Linked DNA regions of Mus musculus: region 1 is linked to region 2. A link is a contact called in ENCODE Hi-C data. All regions are on one chromosome and are shown on one strand. Each heading gives the region's core, a stretch centred on a gene start or an enhancer-like site at or near the end of the contact. The rest is flanking DNA. Distances are from core to core; before and after follow the strand shown. Region 1 holds the start of Stoml2 (stomatin (Epb7.2)-like 2). Region 2 holds the start of Arid3c (AT rich interactive domain 3C (BRIGHT-like)).

Region 1 (6,614 bases), core at 3,961-6,460, 1.3 Mb after region 2:
CTTCAGCAAGAGCAGTACATGCTCTTAATCACTGAGCCATCTTCCCAGCCCCATGCTTCAAGTTCTCACTGCTGAGACTTCCCTCCCGTGATGAACTAAAACTGTCTGGTAACTAGCTCCTTTAGATGTTCTTGTCAAGAGCACTTTTTCACAGTAACAAAAAACATAAACTAGCCGGGCAATGGTGGTGCACGCCTTTAATCCCAGCACTTGGGAGGCAGAAGCAGGCGGATTTCTGAGTTCCAGGTCAGCCTGGTCTACAAAGTGAATTCCAGGACAGCCAGGGCTCTACAGAGAAACCCTGTCTCAAAAAACCAACCAACCAACCAAACAAACAAACAAACAAACAAAAAAAAAAAACAACAAAACCCAAAAAACCTGTCTTTAAAAATACATCTAAATAAAAACTTATACATGACAGGTGGTGGTGGCAAACACCTTTAATCCCAATTGACAGAGTTTGCTTAGCATTCGCAAAAACCTGGGCTAACCCAGCCTGATTTTTAGTTAGCATTCTAGAAAACCTGGTACACTTGCACACGTCTGAGATGCCAGCACTTGGGAGGCAGAGGCAGGATCCTCTTAACCACCAAGATCGTCCTCGACACCACAGCTCCTCTGGGGCCAGCCTGGGATAAAGGAGACACTGTCTCAAAACAGTAACCACCTAAAAATCAGCGGTGGCAAACACTCACTGAAGGCATCACTCTCAAGGCAGAGGCGGGCGGATCTCTCTGAGTTCCAGCTTGGTCCACAGAGCTTGTTCTAGCCAAGGCTGCACTGAGAACCCTGTCTTGAAAACATGAAATGAGTAAGCTGGCAGAGTATGGCAGCACTCGGGAGGTATAGGCAGGTTAGGTCACATGCATTTAATCAGCCTGGGCTACACACGGTGACCCTTGCTCTAGAAAACAAAAAAGTGGGTTATCTGTATGGTATGTGAGTTTTATCTCAGTAGGAAAAAACAACTTTTATCTTCTTAGTAAATGTGTGGCACCTACCTATAGGGGTCCTACAAATTTACACGTAAGTCCCTCTTCCCCCTTTAAATACATCTAGTTGCTGCTGCTTTGCTTCTGGTAACCGTTCAGCCACAGCACAGCAGTTTCTTTGCTCTTGTGTTCATAAGCCAGGTATGCTCTGCCAATGGGCATCTGAATGGGTCTCTCTCTCCTCCTTCATGTCTGAGCTCAAGTATAATTTTCAGCGAGGTTTCCTGGAACTCTCAACTTGTCGGTTCACCAGAGCACTTTGAACTTACAGTGGATCCAACTCAGGCCATTCGGCTTGTACTGCAGGAGGCTTTTACTCACAGAGCCACCTTACCAGCCTGGCTTATGACTTTTTATCACGCTCTGCTTCCTTGTATTGCCACCCTGACTTGGATTCTGTGAAAGCAGACACCTCTGGGGTTCAGTTCTGTTATTGCTGCTTTGAGACAGGGTCCCACTAAGTACTTAAAGTTGGCCTTGATCTCACAGTCCGTTAGTCTGCATCACCACAGCCATCTCTCAACTGCTTTTGTAAACCCTAGTTTATTAATAGCTTAATAGTCTACACCCTCTGCCCTTTAAGACCGCCATACCATAAGGGCAAGCTGTCCTTTCCCGTGTGTCCCCAAGCCCCTGCACCACTGTGCAGCTGGCAGTTCAGCAGACCATGCCTCAATCCCCGTACAGCCGAGGTTTCTCTTGACGACAGGATGACTTCACTTCACATGAAGTGAATCCTTGTCACGCGTGGAGAATCAACTCCTCACACCGACCTGGACTGAAGGGTGGAAGTGGACGGCCAAAGACGACCCGAGTGGCTTTCCTAACTTCATCCCCCAATCAATGAGGACAGTTTCCCATTTGCCACTGGTCACTTTATTACATGATTAGTAAGTTCAAATAAAAAAATAAAAACTAAAATTTGGCCGGGAGGCTGGAACCAGAATCTTTTTTGAGAGCAGCTCCCGGCCCCTAGACTCCCTGGCCGAGTCATCTCTACTAACTGAGCTTGACTCTACCCAGTTCTTCAATACTCGTGTCTGTAGCCTGGACATCTCTTCTGCTCTGGCTGGAGTTCTGGGCTCCGGGCACTGGGGCTTTGGTGAGAGCCCCATAGACACCCATGGCCTAAAGAGAAAGACCAGAGAGAAAGAGCCGTTAAGAACCATTTGAAGCTTTGTCCCAAAACACAAAGGGGCCGGTCAACTCTTGGTTTTTCTTTCTTTTTCCCTTCCTTCTTTTCTTTTTTGAGACACAGTTTCTCTGTGTAGTCCTAGCTGTCCTAGAACTCACTCTGTAGACCAGGGTGGCCTTGAACTCACAAAACTCTGCTTGCCTGTGGACTAAAGCTATGTGCCACCAACACCTGGCTTTAGTTTTTCCTTTTTCTTTATCATCTTTCTCCTATTTTTCTTTCTTCTTCTTCCTTCCTTCTTCCTTTTCTTCTTCTCTTCTTCTCCCTCCTCCTCCTCTTTTTTTTGTTGAGACAAGTTTGCATTGTGTAGCCTGACTAGCTTCTAACTGTGAACTTCCTACATCTCCTCCTGAGTGTTGGTATTACAGGATTGCACTGTCACACCCAGCCCCTTGGTTTTTCTTATCCTTCAAGCCTCAGTTTTCTGAGCCTTGCAAACAATTCTAAGTCTCTTACATCAAACCATCAAAGCAGGGCGGCTCCCAACACTGACACAGGAATCTGCAGGAGTTAGTGGAAACCTTCATTCTTAGCTCCTGACACTGTTATTGTATGCTTATCTTCAAAGAGCTCTAACCTGAGCCACCATACTCGTGACGTCGCTGGGATTGGAGGGCAGTAGCACTGTGTTGGAATCCTTGGCCAGTTTGGAGAATGCGCTGACATACTGCTCAGCCACAGTGAGCGAAGCTGCTGCATCTCCATTCTGTAGCCACAGTGCATAAAAATCAGAGGTCAGAGATTTGGGGAGAAAAGAGAAAGGTTACGTTCCTGGAAAAGGGGCTATACAAATCCTAACACAAAGCTCACATAATCTGGCTTAATGGAGCCACGCTGTCAGGAACTCCCCATAAGGATAGAAGAGAAAAGCCCTTCTACTGTCTATTCCCACCCCACCCACACCCATCAGCCTCTCACATGTTGAGTCAGAGCCCCAGCCAGAATTCGAATCGCTTCGGCTTTAGCCTTGGCCTTGGCCAGAACTGCACTGGCTTCTCCTAAAAGAAAAAACAAAAAAACCAAACACAGTAGTTTGACCCATGCAATTAGAGAAGCCCAAAGCCTCTGTCCCAGCCGTTATCTTTAAAGCCCTGGGCCCTGCTCCTCCCTCTGCCTCTCACCCACTGCTCACCTGCCGCCTGATTTATCTGTTCAGCCTTTTCTGCTTCGGAGGCCAGAATCTGGGCCTGTTTCTTCCCCTCTGCCACATTAATAGCTGACTCTCGTGTCCCTTCGGACTCTAGAACTGTGGCCCGCTTCCGGCGCTCTGCCTCTACCTGAAAGCCCCAATGACCCCCATCAAAAAGAAGGCAGGAGAATCTCTAACCAGGACTTACATACAACTCTATCTCCCACAATAGGGGATTCTAGTCCCAGTGGAACTGGAGTAACCCAATCTGTTTCCCTACCTGCATCTGCATAGACTCTTTCACTCGAGGTGGCACATGGATGTCCTTGATCTCGTATCGCAGGCATCGGATACCCCAGCAGTCTGCAGCCTGGTTGATGGCATCCACAATGTTGGCATTCAGGGACTCACGCTCCTAGATGAACAGAACTTGTGAGCAGCACAAGTCAGTGTCTCTATCAAAAGCCTAAACTGGGAAGGCCCCTGGCTAACCTTGCTCCCCAGGAAAGAGTCAACAGTTTATGCACTTAAGCCCTTACTCCAGCCCAGATCCGCTTACCCGAAAAACTTTGTCCAGAGAGAGTTTGCCAAGCTCTGATCTCATAGTCGTCTGAGCTAACTGGGTGACAGCATACTCTGGGTCTTCCACACCGTAACTTGCCTGAAAGGGCAGGTATAGGATCAGAACTGAAGATGCAGGATTTTAAGGAAGAGGCAGTTCAGAAAACTAGATAAACCCAGGGCAGATACCTTGTAAGGATCCATGATGCGCAGATAAAGGACTCCATCTATTTGTAGTGTTACATTGTCTGCAGGAGCAAACAGAAGAGAAAAAAACTGTCGGTCAGACCTCTAAGTCCCAACCAGCTCTTTCTCCTAAGCCCTGGATCTATAGCAACCACATCCTAGCGCACTTAGCACATCCCTGTCACCCCATCGCTCTCACCAAGAGTTACGGCTGACTGCTCAGGCACGTTGATAACAATTTCCTTGAGACTCTGCACATACCGGATTCGGTCTAACACGGGGATCAGGACGTTCAGGCCCTGAGAAGAGGAGCCATAGATTCTCAGAAGGGTGAGGCTAGTAAACTTGAACTCTAAGCTAAGTCTGGAGTAAGTAGTAAGTCACGTATAAACATAGAGAAGCAATCCCTCCTATCATGGCCTCAAAGGCTGGGGTGTCACTGGTAGGGAAACCTAAGAGTACAAAAAGATAAGACTAGGCTTATGAATGTCAAGAATGGAAGCCAGCAAGAGCTGCTGCCTTTAGAGTATGGTAGCTCCAGGAATGAAGCCTATGGGTCACTAGGGTATTAGGAAAGCGGGGAAACACGGAGGTGGTGTTCAGGAGACTGGGCTCTGCTAGAACTGGTCCTCGCAGGTTAGAAGTGCAGACAGGCCCCGACGGAAGTCCCACTTCCACACGAGTAAACGATCAGACGATCTGGCTGGCTGAGGGCGGGCAAGAGAGGTTCTCACCGGTTCCAGGATCCGGTGGAATCGGCCCATTCGCTCCACCACCCAGGCCTCCTGCTGAGGCACAAACAGGATCACGGTGTTTCGGGGCAGTCCAGAGGAGGCGCGGCGCGGAACGCGGCCAGAAGCCTGCACCGAGCCCTGAAGGAAGACGAGAGTAGGCTGGGGACCAGGCGCGGATCCCTAAATCCCTCTCCCTAGATCTCGACACCCCCCCCAAGGGTCCCCGGAGAGTGATTCACGTGGGGACCATGACCTGTGACCACAGTCCTTCCCCCAAAGTTAGAAGCCCACTCCTTCCCAGCTCAAGACCCAGGTGATGTCGGTCCCGAGCCTCTGGTGAAGGTTGCCTCGCTCTCACCCTCAGCAAAAGGGCTCCAGTGCCCCGCGCCGCGCGCGCCAGCATTTCCCACAGCCTCGGCGACCTCCGGAACCAACGAGAGGTGGGGCAGAGCGGCCTCTTGTGAAGCCTGAACCCGAGCCCTTCCTTCAGCTGGTCCACTCCGCCCGACGTACTTCCGGCGTATTAGTCCACCCTCCCATCCCCACTAGTCGGCGTCCGTCAAATCGTTCCCTGGGAAACGTAGGCTTTGAAGAGAGAGCCCGAGAGTGCAAGTTTGTTCTGGTTCTCAAAAACTACGAAGCTCCTGGGCATTGTGGTAGAAATTGAGGCAATATTCCGTCCGCAAGTGGTACAGGAACACCGCCCACCAAATTCTGTACCCACAGCCGTGACTCAGTTTACCCTCCAGCTCGTGTATAACTGTCCTAATCTGTCACCATAACGACAATGGATTGGATTGGCGCTCAGTAGTTGCCCGTGGTTGCCATAGTGACATTCTTGGGTAGTCATGCTGTTGTGCCCAGCTCTCCCACTGGGGACTGACCCCATTCCCGTTGTCATGGTAACTAGGAGGCCTAACTTTACCTTAGGACTGGGCGGAGATTTCTCCCTTCCCTCTTTTCCCAAGGCATCAACAGCTCTTTTTCATATTTTTTTCTGAGCCAGAAACGGTCAGGCATGATCCCCTTACATACAGAGGGAAACAAAGAGCCTCAGCCTTTCATTTTTGTCTGAAACACATCAACCTTGCTCAGGTCTCTGACACTCTCTCAAATACAAGCTTTAAGAGGCCTGTATCCCCCCTCATCTCCTTCTTCTCATTCTCCTCCTCCTCCTTCATTTTACATATACAGACACTGAGGTTCTGATGGGGCTAAACTACAGAATCAGTGTAAGAATCCAGATTCTCAGAGTTTAGCCTCTGTAGCTTCACTTTACCCACCCAGCCCCCAGCACCTTATACAAAAAGGACTAAGACTATGGTCCAAGACTCAGCTCATCCCAGCCTAAGATCTCATGGGTTTGAGCTTGTTGCCAGAATTCCAGCTCCCTTTAGGCCCCACATCTCCATCCTCTTGAACACAAAAAAAAGTAGAGGTTAGTTCAAGTTTCCAAACAAGAATTTATTCTTTTTTTTTTCCTTAAAAAATGTACCAGGTACAATTTTTCCCATTTTTTTGTTTGTTTGTTTTGTTTTTCAAGTTTCAGCAAATGCTTGTTCCCCTCAGCCAAGCCCCAAGAGTTAAGGGTTGAGGCTGGGTCAGAGTCTTAAGTGAGGAGTGGAGTAACTGGGAACCATGTGACTGAATGAGGGGCACCCCTCATCCCAGCTGAGGTAGGTGGGTCAGAGTCTGGTCAGGTGAGAGGAGGTTCCCCAGTCCTTAGGCCTGACTCTGTCCCTGGACACCTTCCTCAGTCAGGACACCAAAGCAAGGAGACACAGGCAGGAGGAGAGGGACAAGTGAGTCTGAGCCCT
Region 2 (6,414 bases), core at 1,622-4,121:
CCCCCAGGGACAGGCAGGGTGCCTTTATCTAATCTATCTACGCGACCTGTCCTAGCTAGTGGTGCCTCTAGGTAGCTCAGACCTTGCACGTGGCAAATACAGGGAGAGGAGAATCAGGGAAGTATTTCCATGGCTCAGCCTGCTCTTCCGGGCAGAGTCTTGACTCTGAGGATGGACACTCAGAGCCCCAGGGGTGGGGGGTGGCAGGCTGGGGCTGTGCTCCACACTGCGTAGACTGATGGATACTTATTCATTCCCCTTAATCTGTATAAGGGCTTCATGCAATTCATATCCTCGTGGGCCAGGACATGAACTGGGGTGAGTTCAGGCAGGCAGGATGCTGGGGAACTCCTTATAGGAGCCATCTTGTCTGATCTCCTTCCAGAGGTGGTTACAGTGTCTACTGTAGAAGCTATCACACAGGCACCGGCCATACAACACAGAACCTGAGATGTCAGAAGGCTAGGAATCAGTTGGCCACCCCCACCCCCAACATTGCCTCCCAAGTCTAAAAAACGAACAGTTCCAGAATAATGGAGCCATTGACCTGGAGTAACAGATTCTCAGCCTCAGCTTGATATGAGTCACACATATAAGTAACACTCCATCCCTCAATAAGAACCTTGTAAAAATCCTCCCATGAGTATCAAACCCCCAGAGACCCAGCTTTGGAGCTACACACACATGACCCAGAGTTCTAAGTCTCATGTGGGTACCTACAATGATACCCAGACTTTGTCTAGCATAAGCCCAGAGCAGTGCCCTGGAGAAACAGTCACTAGAGCTGAATCTCCAGAGTGGCAAGGCCCTGAGTGACATCCATAGTCTTACACCAGTGCTGCAGGACACTAGCTACATATTAGCACTTCTAGAAAACACCCCCAAACCAATGCCCCATGAGTAATACCACCAGAATGCCACAGCTGGAAATCACAGCTCCGAGTAACACCGTGGTGACAGCCTGGTCTACTGTCTCTAGTCGGGAAGGGTTTGGATTAAGGTCATATACATAAAGACCCAGTTTGCACGGAGAGGTTGGGGGAGGGGGGCTCAGTTACACTGCAGCTGAAGTAGCAAGCACAAGCCGGGAACTGACACTCGTGAAATTTAGGCCAGGTGAAAACACTGGATGGCAGATCAGTGTGGCAGGAAAGAGGATGGGCGTACCAGCCTGCAAAAGGAGCAGCAATCTATTCCGCTTCCAAAGGCATTAGCCAGCCTGAGACACTCCCTTCGGTACATGTGATTTGATACGTGAGAGGGTAGATGGGGTAGAGTTGTTATGGGTTCCTTGAATTCGGGATCCCCTTCTCTCAAAGACCCTTACACCCTTTTTATCTCCCTTTCAAACTCATCGATGGCCTCCTATGGTGACCAATGGTCATTTTCTATGTTTTGAGGATCTCCATTGCCTCTTAATGAATTCCTGTGTACTTTCTACATATCTGGGTGTCTCTGCTGATTGATCATTATCCATCTTGCAGTCTTCCTATCTCTCCCTAGGTCTCTGTTAACATCCTTCAGAGGGTGATAGGAATGTGTAGACTATTTTTTGCCAGAGGGAGAGAGGCGTGACAGCTTGGCCGTGGTGGGTGGTGGAGAGAGGGTGCCTACCTGCTTGAACTGTTCCTCGTAGGTCCACTCATGTGGTTGGATTCCAGGAGACTGGCTGGAAGGTGAGTTGGGACATCGGGCTCCTGGATGGCTCTGCTCAGCTGTCTCCTCTTCTGCTAAGGGTGTCTCTCCCTCCTCATCTTCAGCACCCTCCTCTTCTTCAGCCCCAACCACCCCTATAGCCCCCTCAGGAGCCTGTAGGGTCCGGGCGCCAAGCAGAGGAGGTTGTGGAAGCGGTAAGCGTGGAGGGGCCAAGGGCCCCACCCCTTGGGCCAGCCGTGCTGCCTGCTGCCTCTGCAGGGCCTCCATTACAGCTTCCAGGCGCAGTCCCCCTGCTGGGGGGGCTCCTGGTACCAGGCGGGGCCCCGAGGAAAGGGCCGGCTGTGGGGGAGGGAATTATGGGTGCAGGGCCTTGCTGCACCCACACCCTACAACACAAGAGGAGATGCTCATGGACATACATGTTCAGGGACATACATGGAGTTATAAGGGAAGGATTAATATATCAAGAAAACAGAGACAGAGGGATAGAGGGAGCAAAAGAGACAGAGACTACACATAGGGAGTCAGAAATGGCCAGGAACTGAGGATAGGGAGAATCAAGCAAATTGGAAAGAGTAACAGAAACCAAGGGAGAGTGGTGCAGGGAGATCTCTCTCTCTCTCTCTCTCTCTCTCTCTCTCTCTCTCTCTCTCACACACACACACAGAGAGAGAGAGAGAGAGAGAGAGAGAGAGGGAGAGAGAGAGAGAACACGGGACGACAGGCAGATACAGAGACAGAGACTGGAAGAGAGACAGGAGCGGGACATAGAGACTGAGGAGGACCAAGATGGGGAGGGAGGGCGGGAGGGAGGGAGGGAAGGAAGGGGGGGGGGAAGAGAGAGAGAGAGAGAGAATGAGAAAGAGAGAGAGAGAGCTACAAGAGAGGGACAGACACCTGAAAAGAGATAGCAAGATGAGGTTGAGAGAGACGCGGGAAGAGCGACGCAGCATGAGAGAGAAAATACTAGAAAGAGACAGAAAATAGAGGACACTGGTGTAAAAACCGGGTAAAAACATAAAACACAAGAATCAGGAATCCAAGAGGTACAGAGAAGAGGGCAGCAATGTCTGGGTCTGGGACAGGGACAGGACCAGACGGGCATGAGGTGGCGAGTCACTGAGCCCGGATCCCGGGGTCTGGACGCCCTGCAGCTACACTCACCTGCCTGGCACCGCCCGAAGCCCCGGGTGTCTCCACGGCGGTCCGTCTGCTCTGCCGCCTTTCGGGCGGCTCCTGTCTCAGCTGGATTCCCTGCGCAGGGTCCCCGCTGTGCGCTCTTGCCGCCCTGCGCTCTTCTGACCGCCGTGCGCTCACTGGCGGTCGCTTGGCTGCCTGCGGTCCCGGGGGCGGGACCCGAGCCCTGCTGGGCGGGTGAGGGCGGGAGGGCGCAGCGGAAGAGGCTGGGGTGGGCTCGGCTCCTCTTAACCCCCCAACAGGTGTCTCCCACCAGCCAGATTCGAGGGGGGCGCCGGAGAGCTATGGGGAAATCACGCGTGGGAGAAAGAGGAGACCACGGCTAGTAAACTCCGGCCCATGGCCCCGCCCAGCCTTACAAGTCGTGTCCCCCAAACCCACACTCAGAACCCGCCGTTCACACCTTGTCACAAATTCGGGCCCAATTTTACACATTCCGTTTAAAGGTGACTCGAGGGATCTAGGGCCTGAACAAGCTGTTGTCACACTGGAATCGCTCTGAAGGATGCGGGGATGAATGCGGAACACCTGGCCAGAACAGAGCTTTGCCTTCCTTCATGCCCTGCCCACGTGCTATCGCCAACTGCAAATATGTGTCAGTTTAGGCACAGGTATGCACATGCCAGTGGCCCCCATATCTATGCACCTACACCCCCAGAAGTCTCTTGAGTCTCCTGCAAGCACACACATCGGGATATACACATTGTATGAGAAATACAGGCATACACACCTCTCCTCCTCCTCCTCCTCCTCCTCCTCCTCCTCCTCCTCCTCCTCCTCTCCTCCTTCTTTCTTCTTCTTCTTCTTCTTCTTCTTCTTCTTCTTCTTCTTCTTCTTCTTCTTCTTCTCCTCCTCCTCCTCCTCCTCCTCCTCCTCCTTCTTCTTCCTTCTTCCTTCTTCTTCTTCTTCTTCTTCTTCTTCTTCTTCATCTTCTTCTTTCCTTCTTCTTCTTTTTCTTTCTTTCCTTCTTCTTCCTTCTTCTTTTTTCTTCTTCTTCCTCTTCCTTCTTCTTTTTCCTTCTTCTTCCTCTTCCTTCTTCTTTTCCTTCTTTTTCTTCTTCTTCTTCTTCCTTCTTCTTCTTCCTTCTTCTTCTTCCTTCTTCTTTTCCTTCTTTTCTTCTTCTTCTTCCTTCTTCTTCTTTTCTTCTTCCTTCTTCCTTCTCCTCCTCCTCCTCCTCCTCCTCCTCCTCCTCCTCTTCTTCTTCTTCTTCTTCTTCTGTCTTCTTTCTTCTTCTGTCTTCTTTCTTCTTCTGTCTTCTTTTTTCTTCTTTTTCAAGACAGGGTTTCTCTGTATAGGCCTTGCTCTCCTGGAACTCACTTTGTAGACCAGGCTAGCCTCAAACTCAGAAATCCGCCTGCCTCTGCCTCCCAAGTGCTGGGATTAAAGGTGTGTGCCACCACTGCCCGGCACCTCCCTCTTAAAAACCTCATTTGACGTTTGTTCTCTTAAGGATTTCCAAGTATGTGTGGAAGGAAGAATGAAGAGCTTAGCGATTCCTGGCTTCTCAGTATCTCTTTTGTTTCAGTGATCAGCAGTTTGCCCATGTTCACGTACATTCTCCATCCATGTGCCCTGACTTCCAAATCTCCTTGAGCTAACTGGGCCTATCCTACACCACAATCCCCTGATGCTGTTTCTGTTTTGGGGGTCCCGGGTGGCAGGCCACTCTTTCCCCTCTGAGCAGCCTGACCCTATTTCTCTCAGGTACTCTCATGCATTCCAAGCCTCTCTCTGTGGTCAAGGAGACCTACTTGCTAAAGGTATGAGGACCGCCATAAGCTAGGTGAGCAGCAGGTGCCTGTGGGGGTGACATATGCACAGTGTCACCAAACCCTTTACACCCAGTGGGACACACATGTCTCAGGATAAAAATGCCCCTACATGGCAGTAATCTGGGCATGGCCTTTGTCTCCTCCCTCATCCTCCTCTGGTTCATTAGCGCCTCCCAGTCTCAGCTTACGCTGGGCCAAACCACGTGTTTCCCACCATCCCTACTCTAAAACCCAGCTCCCGCTGTTGTATCTGTTCTCTATGGCTATCCCTGGTTGGGCTGAGGCTCACCATTTATTCCATCGTCTGCCCCCAACCTTTCCTCTTCCGTACCAGATCTCCGAGTCAGCCACAACCCCTTCCAACTCCTTCGATCCTTGATTCATTTTCAACACTAAGACGCCCCAGCTCTATACTCATGGGTGTCTGAGGATGGACACTCTCGTCCTGCAGAGCTCCCACCGCCCACCATGCTAGGACCACAGAGTGGTTCGCTGGTGGAATTAACGCACGCAGAGAGACAGGTGGTCATGTCCTGGGGTGTTGTGGATACCCAGAGGGTAAGGGGTAGAGATGTATGTACAGAACTCTGGGGTCCAGCTTGCTCCTGTCTCTCCCTGCTGCCACTGGCTGTTGAGAGGTACCTGAAGAGAGTGATGTAAGATTCCCTTCTGGGAAGTAGGTGTAGTGACTTGGGATACTGTAGTTCTGAAAGGTTCAAAATGAGTTTTTGTGGGTCTTGATAAGAGGGGGGCATGGAGATGAGCATCCTCCCTCACCTCCAAATACTGGGAGTCAAGCAAAATGAACCCACCTTTGGAATCTGGTCCAGAAGAATACAGCTAGGAAGCAGTGAAGGAGGGGCTAAAGATGGCTGGGACCTGGGTTTAAAGAAAGGCTGCCACTGGAGAGTTGGCTCAACGCTTAAGAGCACTGACTGCTCTTCTGGAGGTCCTGAGTTCAAATCCCAGCAACCACACAGTGACTCACCACCATCCGTAATGAGATCCGATGATCTCTTCTGGTGTCTGAAGACAGCTACAGTGTACTTACATAGAATAAATAAAAGAAATCTTTAACAAAAATTACATTAAAGGAAGGCTGCCTCTTACCCCCTCCACATTCAGGTTTCCTATACCTCAAGGCAAAATGACCTAGACCTTCAGAAACTGACACTCATTTATCGAGTGCGTTATGGCAGGCACTATAGGGCAAATAAAACAGTGTCACTGTTACGTGGTATTGTTCTAGTGGAGGAAATATATGTGTGTCAGGCGGAGGTATTTGTTGTAGAAAAATGTAATTGGAGCTGGGCCTGGTGGCACAGACGTGCAGTCCCAGCTACTTGAGAGGCCGAGGCAGGAGAAACACCAAGCTAAAGGCCTGTCTGGGCAACAGAGAGTTCAAGGCCAGCCTGAGCAACTTGGCAAGATCTGTTTCAAGAGAAAAGATAAAAAGACTGGTGGTGTAGCTTGGTGGTACTTTGCTAACATTCTAAGGTTCTAGGTTAAATCCCAAGTATCAGGAGGGAAAAAAATTAGTGCTTGCATTTGGAGTCTAGGAAGGGAAAGAACAAGTTGGTAATTACCTACATGTCGTATAGGAAATTATCAGTCTCTCCAGTTTAGAAACAAAACAAGAAGTGATTATTTTCTCACATTTTCGTGGACAGGGATTCAAGAATGGTTTAGCTGGCAGGGAGTTGTAACTCATTGCTTATGAAGTTATTTTATTATCTTATTTTATGTGTTTGGGTGTTTTGCCTGTGTGCCTGTCTATGTACCACATACA

The links. A loop is a pair of places that touch in the nucleus more often than their neighbours do.
Region 1: a map of T-helper 17 cell shows a loop between it and region 2 (2.8-fold over the local background). The contact joins the promoter of Stoml2 here to the promoter of Arid3c in region 2. A Hi-C loop is called at or near these places in 2 of 37 maps with a recorded cell type or tissue (T-helper 17 cell and T-helper 2 cell).

Annotation. Positions count from the first base shown.
Region 1 is chr4:43,026,174-43,032,787 of GRCm38, forward strand. It overlaps Stoml2 (stomatin (Epb7.2)-like 2), which reads right to left and starts at 5,211. Exons shown (of 10, transcript NM_023231.2): 1 at 5,156-5,211; 2 at 4,798-4,935; 3 at 4,263-4,362; 4 at 4,067-4,125; 5 at 3,876-3,977; 6 at 3,597-3,731; 7 at 3,320-3,464; 8 at 3,106-3,185; 9 at 2,765-2,893; 10 at 1,517-2,120. The coding sequence starts at 5,200. The coding sequence ends at 1,992. Fam214b (family with sequence similarity 214, member B) reads right to left here. Exons shown (of 9, transcript NM_001253353.1): 9 at 6,241-6,614. It also overlaps a transcript of Pigo not described here.
Region 2 is chr4:41,728,271-41,734,684 of GRCm38, forward strand. It overlaps Arid3c (AT rich interactive domain 3C (BRIGHT-like)), which reads right to left and starts at 2,872. Exons shown (of 8, transcript NM_001017362.2): 1 at 2,821-2,872; 2 at 1,615-1,995. The coding sequence starts at 1,923.